2 separate regions of the Homo sapiens genome follow, and region 2 is linked to region 1. Evidence: chromatin loops called from intact Hi-C (ENCODE). Cell type or tissue: CD14-positive monocyte. All regions are shown on one strand. Each heading gives the region's core, and the rest is flanking DNA. Links, peaks and the distances in the headings are about the cores only.

The links. A loop is a pair of places that touch in the nucleus more often than their neighbours do. Peaks named below come from ENCODE experiments on the same cell type or tissue, not always from the same donor. Only the 100,000 strongest peaks of a DNase experiment are listed, where the experiment ranks them.
Region 2: a loop joins it to region 1, with 3 times the contacts of the local background. A loop is called at or near these places in 72 of 110 quality-filtered maps.

What each region holds. Positions count from the first base shown.
Region 1 is chr12:8,605,893-8,611,277 of GRCh38, forward strand. It overlaps AICDA (activation induced cytidine deaminase), which reads right to left. Exons shown (of 5, transcript NM_020661.4): 2 at 973-1,120. Among named protein-coding and RNA genes, the nearest start is that of AICDA, 4.3 kb to the right of the region's middle. In CD14-positive monocyte, for the core only: CTCF peaks have their summits at 3,261 and 3,471; DNase peaks (open chromatin) are centred at 3,279 and 3,519; H3K4me3 peaks cover 916 bases; H3K27ac peaks cover 972 bases.
Region 2 is chr12:8,552,378-8,557,762 of GRCh38, forward strand. All of the region lies in intron 2 of LOC124902872 (a long non-coding RNA gene), which reads right to left. Among named protein-coding and RNA genes, the nearest start is that of CLEC4E, 14 kb to the left of the region's middle. In CD14-positive monocyte, for the core only: no CTCF peak of the experiment used is centred there; a DNase peak (open chromatin) is centred at 2,614.

The DNA of each region.
Region 1 (5,385 bases), core at 302-5,301:
AGGACCATTTGGGAGGATCTGAAAAGGGGAAATAGATTTTGGTAAAGCAGACAGATGGGTATTGTAAGAGAAGTAATAGGCACTGCCATGAGAAGTAAATGAAAGTGCTTGATAAAATCAAAGCCTTCTGAAATAGAATGTGTCATGTCACCGAATAGGAAGGAGATTGGGATGTATTCAATACAAATGTAGGCAAAGAAAATTGCATGGTAATATAACCATCAAACAACGAGCCAGACGATGACCTTCCACCCCACGGATGCTTCCCTGAGATTCCACCAAGCCCAGACGTCACAGCGTGTTAGGAGAGAGGAGATACCCGTGGGCAGAAGTTTATGTAAACCCATCTGGATTTTGGTGAAGAAGTCTCTTGGAAATGTAATTCTCTCGGGTAGCCGAAAGATCAATTTAATTAATCATCAGCCGAGGCTTCTCTGAGTTTTCTGGGGATCACCATGTTGAATGTATTCACTGGCCTACGACCCATGTGAGTAGGAGGGAAAAGAAATCATTTGGAAGACAGAATTGAGCCACCGTTAATTTTTTCCCAAATTCTTCTTCCTTAATTTTCAAAAATGCTTAAGACACAATTTGTTTTTCACATTTAAAATTTTTGCTTGGACAAGCTGATAATATTCTCCCATATAAAAATGCTTTTAGCTTAATTAATCTCAAAGGCAATTCAGATGCTGAGGAAAGCTGGTAAACAGTTTGGGAGCAGTTGTTCTTGGCACTGAAGGAAGGAGTGGTATTAGGGTGCCCAGCATTACTGGGGAGGAATTAAATCACATATTTTGGGCCATGTCTAATATGGGTGCATGGACATGGAAAAAGAAATAAAAAAAAGGATTTGAGGAATGTGATAGAGACACAAATGCCAAAAAAGGATGGAAGTAATACCATCAGCAGGTGGCTCTAAAAGCACTCACAGTTGACCATTAAACTGCTTGCAAAGCCGACTTTAATTGATACCTTATTGCGAAGATAACCAAAGTCCAGTGAAAAGGATGTAGCACTGTCACGCCTCTTCACTACGTAGCACAGGTAGGTCTCACGCCGACCCTTAGCCCAGCGGACATTTTTGAATTGGTAAAGAAACTTCCTCCGGTTCATCAAGAGGCTGTGGGTGAGAGGAGGGAGAGAAAATGCAAGAGTACAGTTTATAATCTGGTCACTCTGGATTTTCCTTCAGCTTTTTAAGGAAGTCATTACTTGGGCTAAACCAAAGAAGATGCTCTGACTTCCTCTGCTGGCTGCCTGAGCCCTCCTGAGCCCTGCTGAGCCTGGAATCCATCATAAACTCCTTTTCCTGCTTATATTTAAGGCCAATTGAGAGATACTCATCAAGGACCCCAAACCCTTACCCACAAGACAGTCACCTCCTGCCACTGTCTTCTAGATGCTGATGACTTGGGATTACAATTAAATTTGTTCTTCAACAAGAAAACGAAACAAAAAATAAAATAAACTTGTTCCTCAGTCCCATAATTGTATATTCAGATTTCCCCTCCAGTCTTTACCTAAGTGTCCAACTTGTACCTCAAACTCAAAATGATCAAAACAATATTCCTCAACTGCCCCCTGTCCTAAACTGCCACTCCTCCCGACTTTGCCACCTCAGGTAAGCAGCCTAGCAGCCTGGAACCATCCTTGACTCATTTCTTATTCCTCAGTCCTCATATTTAATTAATCATCTAAATGTGTTGATTCAAACCCCCCAATATTTCTTGAATTTGTACCTTCCCTGTTTGCTCTTCTCTGCTTCGGTCCAAGCCCTCATCTTCTTCCTCCTTATCTGTTGTGCTGGCCTTTTAACCGGTCTGTCTGCCTCCAGTCCCTCCAAAATAACATTCCCCACACTGTCACCACCATGATCTCACAAAAACCAGGTGCACCATGCCATTCCCATGCTGAAGACCCCCTGATGGTTCTCTTCTGCCTGCAGAATAAACTCCAAACTCTTTAATGTGGTGTTTAGGCCACTTTTTACAGTTGGATCTTGATCTAAATTTCTTTTTTTAAATTTTTTTTTTTTTGTTACGGTCTCACTTTGTCGCCCAGGCTGAAGTATACTGGCATGATCTTGGCTTACTGTAGCCTCAACCTCCCAGGCTCAGGCAGATCTGCCAGGCTCCGCGGATCCTCCTGCCTCAGCCTCCTGAGTAGCTGGGATTACAGGCGCCCACCATCATGCCCAGGTAATGTTTGTATTTTTAATAGAGACGGGGTTTCACCATCTTGGCCAGGCTGGCCTTGGACTCCTGACCTCGGGTGTTCTGCCCGCCTTGGCTTCCCAAAGTGCTGGGATTACAGGCGTGAGCCACTGCACCGGCCTATTTTTTAATGTATAAGAGCAATACCTGGCTGGGCGCAGTGGCTCACACCTGTTTTTTAATGTATAAGAGCAATACTTGGCCGGGCGCAGTGGCCTACATCTGTAATCCCAGCACTTTGGGAGGCTGAGGCAGGTGGATCCTCTGAGGTCAGGAGTTTGAGACCAGCCTGGCCAACATGGTGAAACCCCATCTCTACTAAAAATACAAACATTAGCCGAGTGTGGTGGTGGGCGCCTGTAATCCCATCTACCCGGGAGGCTGAGGCGACAGCTTTGCTTGAACCCAGGAGGTGGAGGTTGCAGTGAGCTATGGTCATGCCATTCCACTCCAGCATGGGCAACAAGACCAAAACTCCATCTCAAAAAAAAAAAAAAAAAAAAAAAAAGAAAGAGTAATACTTGATCATTGTCAAACTTGAATACTATGGAAAAATAGAAGAGCTCTAAATTTTAAAATATTAAAGATTTTTTAAATCTCAAATATCATAGTGTCTAATAATAATAATTAGACTTAGTGTCTAATGACAATGACTGTTAAGATTCTTGTGTTTATTCCTCTAGTCTTTCTACAGGCACATATTTACATGATTTGGATTATACTGATTGCATGTGTGATTTTGTACTCTGCTGCTTTTTTAACTAGTCAAAATGATCTAAATATCTTGCTATGTTGTTCCCACATAATGACTGATTTCTCCTCCTCTTTGTTTTCTGGCTCCTAGCACAGTGTCTTGCATATCATAAGCACTAATTTGAATAGCATTTGTGGAAATACTCTGGTAACCCAAGTTTCCTTAAAGAAATCAAGAGTCCCCATTGCAGCTGCAGACAGCAACACAAGCTGTACAGCATGGTTGATATGAAAGCACAAGTGATGCCTGGATTTTGTCCCTAGTCTTTTCCAGAAATGCATTTATCCAATTTGTGGAGCTAGTGCTGTCACCTAATGGTACGGGGCAGAAGTGCAGAGAATTTGCGAAGTAAAGGGCTCAGGAATTTGAATAACGTTTGCTGGCAAGAGAATTGAAAGTTTTCTTACACATTATTTTTTCTTACATTGAGGTATAATTTACATACAGTAAACTCCACCCATTTAAGATGCATAATTCTACGAATATTTTTGGATGTAAACACCCCAAACTGCTACCACAGTCAGGATACAGAACCTGAATCACCACCCTCACCCCACCAGAGCTTCTTCCCTCTTTGCAGTCCTTCCCCTCCCCACAGGACAACCACTGATTTGCTTTCTTTTTTTCCCATTTTTGTGGAGAATGGAGTTTCACTGTGTTGCCCAGGCTGGTCTTGAACTCCTGAGTTCTAGCAATCTTCCCACGTGGCCTCTCAAAGTGCTGGGATTACAGGTGTGAGCCTCTATGCCTGCCCTGATTTGCTTTCTGTAACTATAAGTTACTTTCATTTTCTAGAATTTCGTATGGCATACATTATCTCCTCCTTCATGTCTGACTCTTTCATTTAGCGTCATGACTTTGGGATTCATCCCCAAGTAGCTTCTTTGTACTGCAGGGTGGTATTCCATTGCATGGATATAGCACATTTTGTTTATTTGTTCACTTGTTGATGGATATTTGGATAGTCTCTACTTTGGGGTTTTGTGAATAAAGGTACTATGAACATTCACGTACCAGTCTTTGTGTGGATATACATTGAGAATTGATATTTTAATAATGTAGTGCAGGTGACAGACCCTGACTTTAAAAGTTAAATACCAAAATATCAGCCTAACTAAGTAGCTCATCTAGGACAACAGCTCTTTGTAGTTGTTTCCATTTATTTTTAATTTTTCTTCTTATTTTTTTGAGGCAAGGTCTGGTCCTGTCACCCAGGCTGGAGTGCAGTGGCGCAAGCACTGCTCAGTGCAGCCTTGACCTCCTGGGCTCCAACGATTCTCCTGCCTCAGCCCCCTAGTAGCTGGGACCACAGGCACATGCCACCATGCCCGGCTAATTTTTGTTATAGAAACAGCGTTTTGCCATGTTGCTCAGGCTGGTCTTGAACTCCAGGGCTCAAGCGATCCACCCACCTCAGCCTCCCAGAGTGCTGGGATTACAGGCGTGAGCCACCACACCTGGCTGTCTGTTTCACTTTAAATGTCTCCCCTCACGTACATGAAGCTTACTGGAAAGCACTTTAAACTTTAGGCAGCAAACTAGATTTATTGCCAGTATACACATTACATAAGGTAAAAATTAGCCATATTATTTTAAAATTTAAAATGCATATTTTAATCTAAATGGATCCTAGGCCAGATGCAGTGGCTCATGACTGTATCCCAACACTTTGGGAGGCCAAGGCAGGAGGATTGCTTGAGCCCAGGAGTTCAAGACTGCAGAAAGCTATGATTGCACCACTGCACTCCAGCCTGGGTAACAGGGTGAGATTGTCTTTTAAAAAATCAAAAACATAAAAAACATAAAATGAATACTAAAAAAGATCCAATAATAATTAGCTTTATTTTAAAAGGATAATAATTTTTATGGTAATTACCATAGTACCAACCACCATTACTATTACTATATTAGCATATAATAACCCTTTGTATATATAAGCTCAACACATAATAGGTGCTTAATAAGTACAGAAGAAAAGAAATTCTCTCTTTGAGGCCCAGTGTTAAACAGATTAAGCATCATCTCTTACCAATAAATCCCTCTTATATTAACTTACCCTCCTGGGCTGTGTAGATGAGAAAGGCAGAGGAATCTACATCTTTTTACATGCACCTTGGTTGGCGGGGTGTGTGTTTGTGTGTGTGTGTGTGTGTGTGTGTGTGTGTGTGTGTGTGTGTGTGGAGAGAGAGAGAGCCTTATCATAAGGAAGAAAAAGTGTCCTGGAAGTATAGATAAGAAGGATGTGGCATAGATAAAGGACTTTGGGTGGATTTTTGGGTCCTACTCTACATGAAAATACAATAAGCCTACACTGTTTCTGTCACATGTTACCAGTCAGAGTGAAATGAATTGCGTGATCCTGACCTGCTAGTTAACTTTGTTGATCCATTACTTCCCTTCTCTGGTTAGGGGCCTGTT
Region 2 (5,385 bases), core at 261-5,260, 54 kb before region 1:
TGTCAGAGTCACAAAGACAAGGAAGAGCTAAGGAACCATCACAGGTTGGAGGAGACAAAGGAGACAGGACAACTAAATCCAAAGTGCAATCCTGGATTGGATCCTGAAGCTGAGAACTGATGGGAAAATTGGTGACATTCAAAAAAAGTTCTATATTTACTAGGAGTATCATACCAAGGATAATTCCTTCGTTTATTTTATTATTATGTACAATATGTAAAATATTATTATTTTATTATTATGTACGATATTAACATAAGGGAAAACTGCATAAAGGGCAGAAGGGAAGTCTGTGCTATTTTTGCAACTCTTTTATAACTCTAAAGTTATCTTTTCTAAAAAGCTTATTGTGGAGACTTTTAAAACAAAATATTCTGTTTTAAATCTGCAGTTTGATTTTTAATTTTGCTGCTCTTCATAGGCTCAGTTTGTCATATCAGTGAGCCTGAAAGGCTATTTTGTTTGCAGGAACTTGTCAGCGTTACTTTTTACTTCTTTTTAACTTTTCTAATTTATTCAGCCTCTTGGGCCAGGCAATTATTTGAACTGCCAGAGGTGTTGATCTTGTTGACAATCCAAAAACAGAATACAACTCCATGGCTCAGAACTTTTCTAAAATATCAGGTTTAATAGGGCATTAACCAGCCCCTGGAGGTTTGCATGCTTCCAAACATATTTTTCACCTATTGCCTCGGTACTAATTGGAGGCAGGTGCACAGCCAGAGGCCATTAACTTCTCAAGGCCTGTAATTTCTGTTTGCGAGTGAAAGGAGAGAAAAGTAATAACAATATTAATGAATGAACGTGAACTTTTTATCATAGCAATAAAAACAATATTGCCTTTAGGAGATGCCAACTTTGGCATCTGGTCTCAATGGGGTGTTAGGAGACCTGTTGCTCAGCACAATCAGAAAGTTGCTAAAGTTTGTTAGAGTAGCACCTGCTCCCTGTCACTGTTCTCGTGGTCCACATCTGATGCTTCAACCAAGACCCTCTATCATACCGTGTCCATTTGTTTGCCAGGCACCCTCTAGCACCGCCTCTGGTGGATCACCACAGTTAGCTCACCTTAAGAGAGAACTGTTTCTTGTTACTATGTAACATCTGTCCTTCCTACTAACCTACCTCCATGACCTCATATGAGGCATGATTTTGTTAGAAATTAACGAAGACTTCCTTTTATATTTTCAGCTATTATATTTTAGAGAAGTCTTTCAGACCAAGAGAAGTGGATTAGTGGTAGGATTAAATTCACTCTGACAGGTGGATTGAGGCAACTGCACCCAGAAATTTTTTATTCTGTGGATGTCTATCCCAGGAATGCAAGAATTTGAATGTCCTATATTTATAAGTTTGTCATTGATTACCTGAAGATGAGCCTAATGACTTACCTGCTGAGCGGACCTTCCGAAATGTTTTGTTCAGTAAACATGAAGTTAAGTAGATTTTGCATAATTTATAATTACTCAGAAATCCAAAGATTTGGTTGTAGTTGTTAATATTGCCCAGATATTCCTAATTTATGTTTTTCAGTACTTAAAAAATAGAGGACCAGATGTTTTAAGATAAATTATCTAATAAGTAACCAAGAGACACGCAGTTCTGCGGAGAGTTTCTGGACTTTTTAGACCCTTAGAAAACTGAGTGCAATATACTCCAAAGGTTACAATTATAGAGAAATAAGAAAACTTTTGTTCATCAGGTTTGAACTCATCATTTTAATAATAATATAAATATAAAATAAAATATAAAATAAATATAAAATAAAAAATAACTGATTTGGCCAGGTGTGATGGCTCACACCTGTAATCCCAGCACTTTGAGAGGCCGAGGTGGGTGGGTCACCTGAGGTCAGGAGTTCAAGACCAGCCTGGCCAACATGGTGAAACTTCATCTCTACTAAAAATATAAAAATTAGCCAGGCATCGTGGCGGGCACCTGTAATCCTGGCTACTTGGGAGACTGAGGCCAGAGAATTGCTTGAAACTGGGAGGCGGAGGTTGCAGTGAGCCGAGATCGCATCACTGCACTGCAGCCTGGGCAACAAAAGCAAAACCCCATCTCAAAAAAAAAAAAGAATAACTAATTTAACCTAATCACACATTTAATTTGTGGTCCAGATATAGCTAGAATCCATAACTCTAGATGGTCAAGTGTGCTTTCCACCGTAGTGTGCTATTTTTTTTTAACCAATAAAATAGTTCTATGAGATGAACTAATCAGAGCCTGAAGCTCAAGACAATGGTCTGAGGTCCTGGAGTCTGAGTCATAGATCAGGAATTTGCTGAGCAAGCAACCTAAATAGTGAGATAAAGAAAATTCAGAAATTAAATTGAGTAAACAGACCAACACTGATGACTGAGAGAGAAAGCTGCCCTGCTTCTTCCCTCAGTGGATATTTTTGGGGACCATTTGCTATAGCAATGTGGCGGCCCCCATAGAGGCAGAGTAAGTATAGCAGGTGCCTCGCCTGAGCAGGCAGGTGCCTGAGCAGGAGGAGTAAGGCCTTCAGCACATCTCCACAGATGGGGACAAGTCCCTGCAAAAACACTTTCTTTGAGCCTAATGACCTCCCTGCATCCTTAGGCATCATGTGGCATCATTTCCTGCCACTGAGTCATAGCCACTTGTGTCCACGGAGTCTGCAGGGCGGTGCAGGAATGTGGCTGGCCACATAAAGGAGGAGTACATTAATGTTGCTGGATTTGGAGATCTATTTATTAAATGCTCACTTGTTCCAGAGTATTTTGTCACTTGATGAGGAAAGACTATTATGACAAATAATGAAGATTATTTATTAGAACTTACTCTGTGCTAAGCACTCTTCAAAATACTCTACAGGTAGTGGCATACACGGTTGGCCTATGCAAGAACCTTTTTCATTTCCATTTCTTCTTTGTTAGCACAGCCTCCCTTCTAAGAAAGAGGCTAAAAAGGCCACGTACATCCATTCACAGCCTCCTTTGTATGAATGACCATGTGACATAGCACATCATAAGAATTAGCACTCACACTTAACATGTGTCTGGCACTGTTCTAAGCGCTCTGTCACATATATACATACATATGTAATCAATCTTCATATCAGCTCTTGATGTGGATACTATTATTCCCATTTTATAAGTGAAAAATTAACATATAGTGAGGCTTAAGTAACTTGCCCTGGTCACATAGTCAGTCAGCGGTGGAGCCAGGATTCTATTTCAGACAATGCAGCTCTAGAATCCCAGCTTGGAGCTAGCACAATGTTGACTCTCAGGAAGGAGACAAAAGGGGAAGATTTGTTGGTAGGAATTCTGGAAAAGGGTTTTCTCTCTGCCCAAAACAGAAAGATGTAAGAGAAGGCTGCTGTCCTCCTTACTTCCTAGTTTTTAAGACTGAAGTGTTGCAGGTGTGACACTTGAGGCCACAGCATCCTGCAACCATGCACGTGGCAGCACTCGGGACACAGGATGAGGTTACAGTGGAAAGATGTGAAGCACTTGGATTCATTTGACATCAACGAACCACCCATCAAACTCTCAGGCCATCTTAAACTAACGTAATGTGAGATAAATGTTAACAGGTTTTTAACATTTATTTTTAAAGCCAATTTGGTTAGATATTCTGTTTTCTACAGCTAAAATTAGTTAAGAGATCATCTTCTGTTATTTAATCCTCAACCCAACCTTACAAAAAATGTATTTTTGTTATCCTTGTTTTACAAATAAGGGAGTTGAGGTCAAGAGTTTAATTTATGCAGCTGTTGATTGGCAAAGCCAGGATTCGAATAAAAACAGTCTTTAACCAGCATGCTGTGCTACTTTCTGTCAATGTCTTCATTCAAAGACCACCAGGAACACACCTGTAGTTAAACAAGTTGTGTTTTTTTGCAGTGAGGGAAAATGCATGCCATGGAGGACCTTGTGGTGCTTCATAAGAGGGTGTTAGAAATAATTTATTATAGGATTTGGGCTGATGTTAGGTAGTTTGGAGAGGGTTTAAACAAGCAGGGTTTTGTTCTGGATTGGATGCCGTGATGGTTAATATTATGTGTCAACTTGACTGAATTACATGCCCAGACAGCTGGTAAACATTATTTTTGGTGTGTCTGTGCGGGTGTTTCTGGAGGAGATGACCTTTTCAATCAGTAGACTGAGTGGAGAAGATTACCCTCACCAACGTGAGTGGGCATCACCCAATCTGCTGAGGGCCCAGGTAGAACAAAAAGGTGGAAAAAGGAGGAATTTACTCTCTCTTTCTCCTTGAGCTGGGGCTCCATCTTCTCCTGGCCTTGGACATGGAGCTTTGGTTTCTTGGGCCTTTGGACTTGGAGGCTTAGACCAGACTTTCCTACCTCCCAGCCCTGGGGCTCTCAGACCTTTAGCCTCGGACTGAGAGTACAGCATCAGCTCCCCTTGTTCTTAGGCCTTCAAACTCAGGCTGAATCACACCCCTGGCTTTCCTCATTCTTCAGCTTGCTGATGGCAGCTGATGGGACTTTTCAGCCTCCATAATTATGTGAGTCAATTCCCCTAAAAAGTTTCCTTTTCTATATCTCTTTATATTCTATTGACTCTGCTTCTCTGGAGGGCCTTGACTAATGCAGTTGCTGTCAGGAAATGAGACTAATTCTACCATTGAGTATCTTGATAAATCTTTTCTAGAAGGAAGAATAACTACAAGAAGTCTGAAGCTTTATTTGGTAAAGAAACAACACTAACCCATAGTAGTCAGAATAGGAAGATGTGTGGTCATTTTGGTGGTTTGAAAAATGTTTATGCTTTTCTGCTTTTATTGTGTGTCCATGATTGCGAAGTAGTCTTGTTTTCATCTTGCTCCTTGTCTGAAGTTGGTGTTCTGTGACAGTTTTCTGCTGCACAGGACAAGGCCATGGAGAGGTCCTCTGAGTGTCACGTTAGCTCCCAGATGTCAAGGGATGCTTTTCTCGTTCTTGTTTATCCATTTTCAGAAACTGAAGTTTTTTTCTTAAGGTGAGTTTTTTAAATACCATTTTAAGATGTTTTAAAATTTTGCTTTGCATTGGTACTTTTAATACGTGTAGCAAACATCTTCCTAACAATGATATTCATTTTCATACTTTCTTAATCGGAATATGCTGAAAATAATTTGAGATTTCTTAATCACGTAGGGTCATTGTTGTAAAAAGATGTTTTCTGAACACAGTTTAGAAATACAGTGCAATGGATACTGACATGTATATGATTGTTTTTTCCTTGACTATTTAATTCCAGACTTAGTTGTATATTTTGATTTCTCACTATTTTCGGCTTTCTTTTCACTAATGTCACTTTTTGGTTTTTATATTTTTTTCCCTTCAACCTCTTTAGACCTGCTGTATCTAATCCACTGTGAACATGAAAACTGTAAGGCCAATTACATCTA